Linked DNA regions of Homo sapiens: region 1 is linked to region 2. A link is a contact called in ENCODE Hi-C data. All regions are on one chromosome and are shown on one strand. The core of a region is the stretch at or near the end of the contact, and the rest is flanking DNA. Distances in the headings are between cores, read along the strand shown.

The links. Hi-C counts contacts between places; a loop is a spot of excess contacts on that map. Pooled maps may share reads with other maps.
Region 1: a map of MCF 10A shows a loop between it and region 2 (3-fold over the local background). The contact joins the promoter of QRFPR here to the enhancer-like site in region 2. A Hi-C loop is called at or near these places in 1 of 168 maps with a recorded cell type or tissue (MCF 10A) and 2 of 50 pooled maps.

The regions. Positions count from the first base shown.
Region 1 is chr4:121,378,773-121,384,156 of GRCh38, reverse strand. QRFPR (pyroglutamylated RFamide peptide receptor) reads left to right here and starts at 3,139. Exons shown (of 6, transcript NM_198179.3): 1 at 3,139-3,849. The coding sequence starts at 3,510. RefSeq lists an enhancer at 2,569-3,353.
Region 2 is chr4:121,254,758-121,260,040 of GRCh38, reverse strand. No RefSeq gene overlaps it. Among named protein-coding and RNA genes, the nearest start is that of TNIP3, 93 kb to the right of the region's middle. Within about 2 kb of position 3,505, at least 7 of the 41 ENCODE cell types and tissues checked have a DNase peak (open chromatin) inside an H3K27ac peak, as active enhancers do.

The sequences.
Region 1 (5,384 bases), core at 1,890-4,389, 120 kb before region 2:
CATTTAAAGAAGAATTAATACCATTTCTACACAGTCTTTTCCAGAAAATAGAAAAGGAGAGAATGCTTCTCAATTCATTCTATGATGCTATTATTACCTGACTGCCAAAACCAGGATAAAAAATACAAAAAGAAAAAAAAGTTACAGACCAATAGCCCTCATGAAGATATACATAAAATTCTTTAAAATCCTAACTAATAGAATTTAACAATATATATAAAGAATTACACACCACGACTAAGATGGGGTTTATTTCAAATATTCAAAGCTGATTCAATATTCAAAAGTCAATCAATGCAATTCACCATTTTAACAGGCTGAAGAAAAAAATCACATTGATAGTATTAATTGATGCAGAAAAATCATTTAACAAAATTTAACACCATTGATAGAATCTCTCAAGAAGTTGAGAATAGACAGTAACCTTCTCAAGTTGATAAAGAACATCTGCAACTAACATCATACTTAATGGTGAAAGAAGGCTGAATACATCCTTATAAGATTGAGGACAAGACAAGGATGATCTCCATTCTCCATTGCCATTTAACATAGTAAACTGTGTACTCCAACCATTGCAGTTAGGCAAAAAATAAAAAAAAAAAAAAACAAAAGAAAACAAAAACAACAACCAAACAAACAACAGCTAAAACCAGAAATAAAGAGCATACAAATCAGAAAGGAAGAAATAAAACTGTCTTTCTTCTCAGATAATGTGATTGTCTATGCAAGAAATCTACCAAAAAACCCTCTGTATTAGTCCATTTTCACACTGCTGATAAAGACATACCCAAGACTGGGCAATTTACAAAAGAAAGAGGTTTACTGGATTTACAGTCCCACATGGCTGGGAAGACCTCACAATCAAGGTGGAAGGCAAGGAGGAATAGGTCACATCTTACATAGATGGCAGCAGGCAAAGAGAGAACTTGTGCAGAGAAACTGCTGTTTTTAAAACCATCAGATCTCATGAGACCCATTCACTATCATGAGAACATCGTGGAAAGACCCACCCCCATGATTCAATCATCTCCCACTGGTCCCTCCCACAACACATGGGAATTATGGGAGCTACAAGATGAGATTTGGGTGGGGACACAGAGCCAAATCATATCAACCTCCTAATAAAATTAAGTGAATTCATCAACATTGGAGGAATCAAGATCAACATACGAAATAAATTGGATTTCTGCATACTAGTAATGAACACATGGAACCAAAAATTAGAAATTCAGTACAGTACCGTGTACAAATGTCCGCCCAAAATGAAATACTTAGGTGCAAATCTAAAAATATGTACAGGACTTACATGCTGAAAACTGTAAAATGCCTTTGAAATAAATCAAAGATGTAAATTTATGGAAAGACATTCTTCTCATGGATTGAAAAACTCAACCTAGTAAATATGTCAATTTCTATCAAAATCCCAGCAAGGTTTTTTGTAGACATAGACAAGTTGATTGTAAAATGTATATGAATAGGCACAGGTCCTAGAATAGTTACAATAATTTTGAAAAATAAGAATGAAGTATGAGAAATCATGCTACCTGATTTCAAAACTTATTATATAGCTACAGTAGTCAAGAATGTGGAGGATAGACACATAGATCAATTCAACAGAATAGAGAGCCCAAAACATAAAATGTAAAACTATAACACTTTTAGAAAAATACCTAAGAGAAAGTTTTTGAGAAATAGGCTTTGGTGAAGTTAGACTGAACACTAAAAGCTATCTATAAAAGAAAATATTGATAAATATGACTTCACTAAAACTAAAAGCTGTTCTGTGAAAGTCCCTGTTAAGAAGATAAATAACAAGCTACAGACTGGAAGAACATATTTGCAAACCGTTTACTAACAAAGGACTTGTATGTAGAATATAAAAAGAACTTTCAACAGCAAATAAACTAAACCATGCAATTAGAAACGGACAAAACACATGGAAAGACATTTCACCAAAGAAGATTCAAGGACGGCAAATAAGCACATGAGATGTTCAATATTACTTGCCATTAGGTAAATGTAAATTAAGGCCCTAAAGAGATATCACTACAGATCTATTAGAATAGCTTAAAAAAAAAAAGCAGCAAAACCAAATGCTGGCAAGGATGTGGAGAAACGTAACTTCTCATGCATTGATGGTAGAGATGGAGACTTGTACAGCCACTCTGAAAAGTAGTCAATCTCTTTAAAAATTAAATATACACATTACAGATTCAATAATCAAAACTTTTGGCATTTCCTATAGAAAGGAAAACTATGTTCACACAAAAACCTGTACATGATTCTTTATAGCAGCTTTATTTTTAATAGCTCAAAATGGTAATCAACCAAAATGTTCTACAAGAGGTGGATGGTTAAATAAACGGTGATACAGCCTCAGCAATAAAAAGAAACAGCCATTAATACATGCAACAACTTGGATGGATTTAAAGGGCATTAGGCTGAGCGAAGAAAATTCAATATCAAAAGGCAGCATATTGTATGATTTCCCTTACGTAATGTTCTGACAAAAGTTAAGAGAGAACATATTAGTGGTTGCCAGGAGTTAGAGATGGTGGAGGGAGGGGCTAGGTGTGAGTATAAAAAGCACCAGGGAGATTTTTGTGGTGATAGAAGAGTTTGTATCCTGACGGTTACGGGAATCTACACTTGAGATAAAAACATGCAAACACTGTACCTGTGTCAAATTCCTGGTTTTGTATTGTTCCGTAGTTAAATAAGATGTAATGAATGAAAGAAACTGGGTGAAGGGTGGGTACGCAGGATCTTTCTGTATTATCTTTGCCATTTCCCAAGTTCTATATTTTAACTATCTTAATTATTTTTCAATACAGAAAATAATTTAAAATAAGCCCTATTTGCCTTGGGTAGTTGTGGCTCCCATTATTACGCAAGAGGAGAAACTTGAAACTGTGGAACCCCCCAATACCCAGTTTCACATACAAGCATTACCTGACTGGGGCCATGCCCTGAGAAAGGCGCTGGGCGGCAGCAAGTTGGTGAGCCAGGGAAGTCTTCCCTCGCCCTGAGGGTGCGGGGAAGCGGCGTTGGCGCCACTGAAGCTGGGTGTGAGGGAGGCGTCACCGAGTTCAGCCCCACCCTCCACCGCTCCCCAAGCGGGTCCGGCGTCCGCATCGCATGGCCAGAAGGCGGGGAGCCAGAGGCGCCAGGACCCTCGCGTGGCGCTCCAGCACCCCAGACCGTGGCGGCGCCTCGCCTTAGGGAAGAGCAAGGGAAGAACTTTATTTGAACCGCGAACATTTTTTGGTCACTGAGATCGAGTCTCCCAGTGCTTTGGCTTCCCGCCTCTTTATCGTGGGTTTGATCCCTGAGCTGCTCTCCTTTCCCGAACCTCCCGGGGTGCAGCCTAGAGCCCTCCCGCGCGGCTGACTCCAGAGTAGAGGAAGGGAGGCGGCCTCCGGCTGGTCCCCCGAAGCCCTCGCTGCCCCGCAGATGCGGATGGCCAGCCAGTAGCGGGCGGTGGCCCCGCGTCCCGGGAGCGCACAGCAATGCAGGCGCTTAACATTACCCCGGAGCAGTTCTCTCGGCTGCTGCGGGACCACAACCTGACGCGGGAGCAGTTCATCGCTCTGTACCGGCTGCGACCGCTCGTCTACACCCCAGAGCTGCCGGGACGCGCCAAGCTGGCCCTCGTGCTCACCGGCGTGCTCATCTTCGCCCTGGCGCTCTTTGGCAATGCTCTGGTGTTCTACGTGGTGACCCGCAGCAAGGCCATGCGCACCGTCACCAACATCTTTATCTGCTCCTTGGCGCTCAGTGACCTGCTCATCACCTTCTTCTGCATTCCCGTCACCATGCTCCAGAACATTTCCGACAACTGGCTGGGGGGTAAGAGTCGCGCCCCGCTCCTTCGCTCCTTCTCTCTTAACCCTCTGCCTTTCAGGGGATCTCTCTCTCTCTCTCTCTCTCTCTCTCTCTCTCTCTCTCTCTCTCTCTCTCTCTCTCTCTCCTCTCTCGTCTGTCTGTCTCTCTCTCGTCTGTCTCTTCCTTACACTTCTCTGTCAAATGAATCCGGTGCTCTTTCTTAGAACTTCGCCACCTGTGTTCACCTGGACATAAGTTCTTTTGGCCGCCTCTGATTCCCCTCCAGTGCTTCCTCCTTGTGGCTTAGAGACATAGGTTGGGGAAAAGCTTCGGAAAGGTCCCGAGCAGTGAGGCAGGAAGTCGCACCCCTCGCCACTTATTTCAGCTCCCTTTCCCGTCATTACCAGGTTTTTCTCCCCTAGTTTTCTTACTAAAAGTGAGATAAAAATATTTCAAATAATTAAACCAAAGTTAAAAATCTCATTTCCTCATTCCCCCACCCTCCAGCCTCACTTCCCAGTTGCTTGCAGACAGCTTCTTGTACCTATGAGCATAAAACAAATATAATTCATGTGCAGAAAAAATATATTGAACTAGTCCTTTTAAAAACTGTATTAAGTGTCATGCAGGAAGAAGGAACACAGAAAACTGATGCCCTCCTATTATAAAAGAAGAGATAACATTCTCCTCCTTCCGTATAATGGGGGAAAAAAAATGACAGAGGAGAGGTGGAGTCACTGAGTTGGGAGCAGTGTGTGGAGGTTGGAAAAAAAGATATATTTCTTGAGATGATCCAGCTTTTCCAAGAACACAGCTGGAGAATGCCCTGGTGTAAACCCAGGAGCAGTAGTGTGTTGTATTCTCACCAGTGCTTAAGGTGCACCATGGGCCTCCCCTTTTTCACGGTTGGGTGTATTCTTGTGGCCACATCAAAATGGTTAGAAATGTAAGAGAAATAGATCATTATGCCTTCAATCTCTGCTATTTCTATCCCATTACTAATTCTCTTAAACTCATGGAGGGTGTTTCATCCTACCATTACCAATTTGAGATCGTGAGCATTGCTTTTTTTCTCATTAGCTTAAACTGAGTTTGCTGTTAGTCAGTCAGAATGTTAAAGTCCTTGATTCTTATCAATCTATAATGTAAATATTTTCAAAAAAGCATTAAACATTGAGTACAGAGCATTGACTTGAAAGTAATACACAATGTGGAAAGTAAGACCTTGATTTATGGATTAGAGACTTTCTTATGCACTCTGATGCAGTAATTGTATTTGGGCATTTTAAAGTTGCTCAGTGCAACTAACTCCATAAAATTAATGGGGTATTTTTTGATCATCATACGGAACTTGGTTTTTGGGGAAAAGCACATGAGTTTTCATTTCTAAATGTTTGTGAAAGCAGATTTATGAGGCTTCTTTGTGCTGGGGATGATTATAGCTCCATTTGTAAAGGTGAAAATAATTATGCAAAGTGGGATTTTATGGTGGGGATCAAAAGAACTGGATTACTATTTTGGCTGTAATACATGTTAATTTAGTATGTCTGGGTCTCAAT
Region 2 (5,283 bases), core at 2,256-4,755:
ACCTAAAATCTTACTCACCAGTCATGTGCAACTGTTGTGAAGAGTAGGCTAATTTGCAAAACCTCCAGAAACACAAATTAGAACACAAAAAGTAGGAAGAAAACGAACATTTGGCACTACCAAGAAACAATATTTCATTACTCACAGGGGCTGACATGTGGTTGGGCACAATAAAATGTAATTTTTATTAGTAGAAGTATCAATAGTCATGAGTAATAGTTGTAGTATTAATTATGTTTATTTTAAAAATTTTGTTGCTTTCTGCAACAACAGAGAGCAACAAAAGCTTATATACAATAAGTTTGTATATATCAGGTCTGGAAATAATATGTGTGAAAGGAATACTTACTTTTTACATTGGCAGCTAGGTGGACACTGCTCTCTGCTTATTCTTTTGCTCTGTGTTGCAGAATTATTTGGGGGCTAATTTAAATAAACATAGCCTATTCAATTTCTCCTCTATTTAGACCTAATTAAATCCTAATTTCAATTCAATAGACAATTAGGGGGTTAATTAACTACTGTTGTCTCAATAGTTGTCTCAATTTTACCTAGAGAGAAGAGATTTTTAGTAAACAAAATCATCATTCTGTTAGAATCTAACTGATAAGTATTTAGCAAAAAGTTTCGATTCAGATACATTTTGAGCTAAATTGCCCTCATAATTTGAACACTGAATCTTGGCTTCTAATTTCAAGGACAGAAATGTAACTGCAAAGCAAAATTTTATACAAAGCCTGATACTTTATCTCTTTCAACCTCAACAGGCTAGGAGTATTATTAATAGAACTTTAAGAAATAATCTTTGCATTCCTTTGTCCTATATTAATTTTCATTTCTTTGCCTTTTGTCTTTTTAAAATTTCTCCACTACCTTATCAAAGAGAAATTGGCAATGATCACATTTTCTACTTCAATTTTCACAATGGGTATGTTTTAAAATGTAGACTAATAGACCAAAAGGAACGGAGTTGATCAGAGAGTTCTTGTGCTTTTGCTTTTGTGAAGTAAGCTCTTCACATCAACCGTCGCAAGATTTCTGTCACACTGGTACCTTTTGAAAGTTGGGTTCTTTCTCCTCCAAGAAGGAAAACAGAATTGAGCTTAAAGTGCTTTTAAAGTAGTAATGGCATCTGGAAAAATTATATTTTAATGCTATATGAAAGAACATCTCCAACAGAAATAACTTATCTTGAAATTAGCAGAAATGTCACCTAGATTGAGAATGCATGAGCACCTTTTATAAGTTAAGGTGGAACAATTTATAAATACAGTAATGAAACTACAGGTATTGGGATAGTATACTGCTTTTTTCAGCTGCTTACCAATTCCTTTTTTCCTTCCAATGAAAGAGAAGGATAGAAGCCACAAATCCTTCTCTGTTCTCTTTAGCGGAATAGTTATATCTAGAAGAATTCCCTAAAAATTTCCCAAGACATTCTGGCCTGACAGCAGAAAAGGAAAGCCCACTGTCAGATAGAGACCCTAAATCCATTTCCATCTGAATACAGATTATCCAAGACCTCTCTGCTTGTGGAAAATATTTCTAAATATCCAAACAAAGGAACAAGTCTCTGAAAAATGGGGCAATAATCAATGTTTGAAAAGGAACAGTCCTGGTAGTATCAAGCATGGCTTATGAATATTCAAATTTTAATTTTCAGTGGCCAGGCCCCGAGAGCCCCGACACAAAAAAATAAAATAACATACAAATACAAATAGCCACTGCACCTGGTCAGTATCTTAAAGATTCTTAGAATGTTTGAACTGGCATGGATTCTAAGTACCAGATTTTTCAGAAGAAAGAACACCAAGAGGTAGTGACCTGGCCAATGCCACAGCATTGGACCTTGGCAAAGGCAAGGACTGTGAAGATATAGAGGAAGTATAGTGGCGTAGAAAAATCAAGGGTTATGTGAAGAGGCAGACTTTGGTTCTAGTCTCAGTTCTGCCACTTCCAAGAATGTTGAGGAAGTCTCTTAATGACACTGCCTTTGCAAAATTATGACTGAGACAGCGAAAGAGATCTAACATAACTGATTCCACCTTGCTTCTAACCTCCAAGCTGTCCTTGTTCATTCCTGGGCGTAGACTGAACTAACTTTGGGAGAAACTTGGGGAGAAACTACTTTTTTTTTTTTTTTTTTGAGATGGAGTCTCGCTCTGTTGCCCAGGCTGGAGTGCAGTGGCGTGATCTCGTCTCACTGCAAGCTCCGCCTCCTGGGTTCACGCCATTCTCCTTCCTCAGCCTCCCGAGTAGCTTGGACTACAGCTGCCCACCACCATGCCTGGCTAATTTTTTTGCATTTTTAGTAGAGACGGGGGTCTCACTGTGTTAGCCAGGATGGTTTCGATCTCCTGACCTTGTGATTCGCCCTCCTCAGCCTCCCAAAGTGCTGGGATTACAGGCGTGAGCCACTGCGCCCAGCAGATACTTAGTTTATAGTTTAAGCAAAGACGGTAACAGCCCTTTCCCAAAGCAGACCTCCTTCTTGCCTGGGGACTAGATTGCCTTTGCACGACTAACATTAGCCACAAGATTAGAAATTATGGTTTAGGAGTCATGCAGCTGGAGGCTACAAGATTCTGACCCTCCTTAAACTGCTCCTAAAATCAGTGCTTGAGATATTTTGCAGACCCTGCACTTGATGGATCAGCTGGCACCACCCATATCAATAAATTGGCTCATCTGATCATGTGGCCCCCACCCAGGAACTGACTCAGCACAAGAAGACAGCTCTGACTCCCTATGATTTCATATCTGACCAATCAGCACTCCTGGCTCACTGGCTTTCCCCCACCCACCAAGTTATCCTTAAAAACGCTGCTCCCTAAATGCTCAGGGAGACTGATTTGAGAAATAATAAAACTCCGGTCTCCTGCACAGCCTGCATGAATTGCTCTTTCTCTATTGCAATTCCCCTGTCTTGATGAATCAGCTCTGTCTAGGCAGAGGGCAAGGTGAACCTTGGGTGGTTACATTAACATAACAGAGCCCCTGTATCCATTTTCTTGTTTTTCAGAGTGAAGACTACTATGTGCTTACGGATTAAATAGACAGTATATAAAGTGCCTAGCACAGACCAGATGTGTTGTGAACATAGATTATCTCTTTTTTTCTCAAATCAAGAATTCTTTGAAATACAGACCTCTGTATGTGATCCCACTAAAGGCACTGAATAAAGGGAAATGTATAGTAATATTTGAAAAAAAAATCTCTGACCTAGAAAGTCCTTACTTTCAAAGCAATAGGTGTCAGTGACTCATTACTATTGGACTCAAACAGAAGAAAAGGGATGGGGGTTGGGAGGTTCCTATCAAAGCAAAACATAGGACACAGATGAATAAAAATACACACATATATGTTTTATACACATGTTAAACTATCTGCATTTAGGTGGAACTAAAGAGAGTTCAATCATAACTGATTCTACCCTCTTCTGACTCATAAGCAGCATTAAGTAACTTCCTGTACTCTACTGAAATGAGTTTTCTCTCTGCCCACCCCAGCACCCTGTAGCCTGAGAACCTGGCTTCACTTCAGAAGTTGAGTCACTGCCTTTTTCTTAAAGACCATTTCTGCCAACACATTTCTCCATCTAATTTCAGAAAAGAAAGATTCACAAAGTCAAGGAGTCCCATTTGAGTAGTATCTTTTTTTCCCTGGTGCAGCTATAATGCCACCATGCATTTAAGGTCAACATTAAAGAAACAGAAGGGCAATTTTGAGAAGTCATCTAACCAAAGAAAATTAAAATAAAATTCAAATAAAAAGAAAAATATCAATGTTTCAACATCCCTCACAGTTGAATTCAGCTGCAATTTCTAATTTGCAAAAGGAAGTGGTTATTCATCTTAGTTCATAATGCTCCCCAAAGTGCTCAATTTCTCTTGCTTCTCTTAATCACAGACTCTAAAGGGACATGAGAGATGTGGATTAACAATGTGGAGATTTGAAATTGTTTTTAATTTTGGTACTATCAACTAAAATATGTAATCTTTGATTAATTTAAGGAATTTCAAATTGAAAGGAAAGATAATTTTCTTTTCTTTTTCTTTTTCTTTTTTTTTTAAGATGAAGTTTCACTCTTGTTGCCCAGGTTGGAGTACAATGGCATGATCTTGGCTCACTGCAACCTCTGCTTCCCGGGTTCAAGTGATCCACTTGCCTCCGCCTCCTGCATAGCTGGGATTACAGGCACCCGCCACCACACCCGGCTAAGTTTTGTATTTTTAGTAGAGATGGGGTTTCACCATGTTGGCCAGACTGGTCTCGAACTCCTGACTTCAGGTGATCTGCCCACCTCGGCCTCCCAAAGTGCTGGGATTACAGGCGTGAGCCACTGCACATGGCCAATGATTTTCTTAATTCAAGAGCACTATAAATTCATATAGAATTAAGCAATAGACACATTAACAATAAAACATGACTTATCACATGAAGTAAGAAGTTAATTATAGTGAATGTACTCAATTTCAATATTTTTTAAAACTCCAAGAGGAAATTGCTATGTTGAAAATAATAAGTGGTGTACACATGTATGAAAAGGAAGATCATGGGAAATGTGATGTATATGGTTACATCAGATGTACTTCTTTTCCATCCCTGTAGCTATGGTTTGGAGCAGGCTTCAACCAGGTTTGTACAGGCACGACCTGATAGTCTTGCTTTGAGCTATGTCATATACCTCATAGTGTGGCATGGGAAGCCCATGGGAAGCCACTTGGTGCTCACCCACGTGTAACCTGGAAGTACTGAAGAGTTAACACTGATAGAGCATACTTGACAAATGAAGGATGGGGCTGCTGGAAATGCTTCCCCCTTGGATCTTCTAGAGGGACAATTCTGACATTCATTACATAAGGCTCCTCAGAAGGTCCTGCTGGATGGAGCATCAGTTGACCATAGAAGTAACCAACACATGTCAGGCATGGTGGTTCATACCTATAATCGCAACACTTTGGGAGGCTGAGGCAGGTGAATCACTTGATCTCAGGAATTTGAAACCAGCCTGGGAAACATAGTGAATCCCCGTCTCTACAAAAAATACAAAAATTATCCAGGCATGGTGGCATGCGTGTGTAGTCCCAGCTACTCAGGAGGCTGAGGTGGGAGGATCACTTGAGCCCAGAAGGTTGAGGCTGCAGTGGACCAAGGTCATGCCACTGCACTCCAGCCTGGGTGACAGAGTAAGAGCCTGTCTCAAAAAAAAAAAAAAAAAAAAAAAGAAAAGAAAAAGAAAAAAAAAAGGTGACCAACACATTCTTACACTGCCTTTCCCTC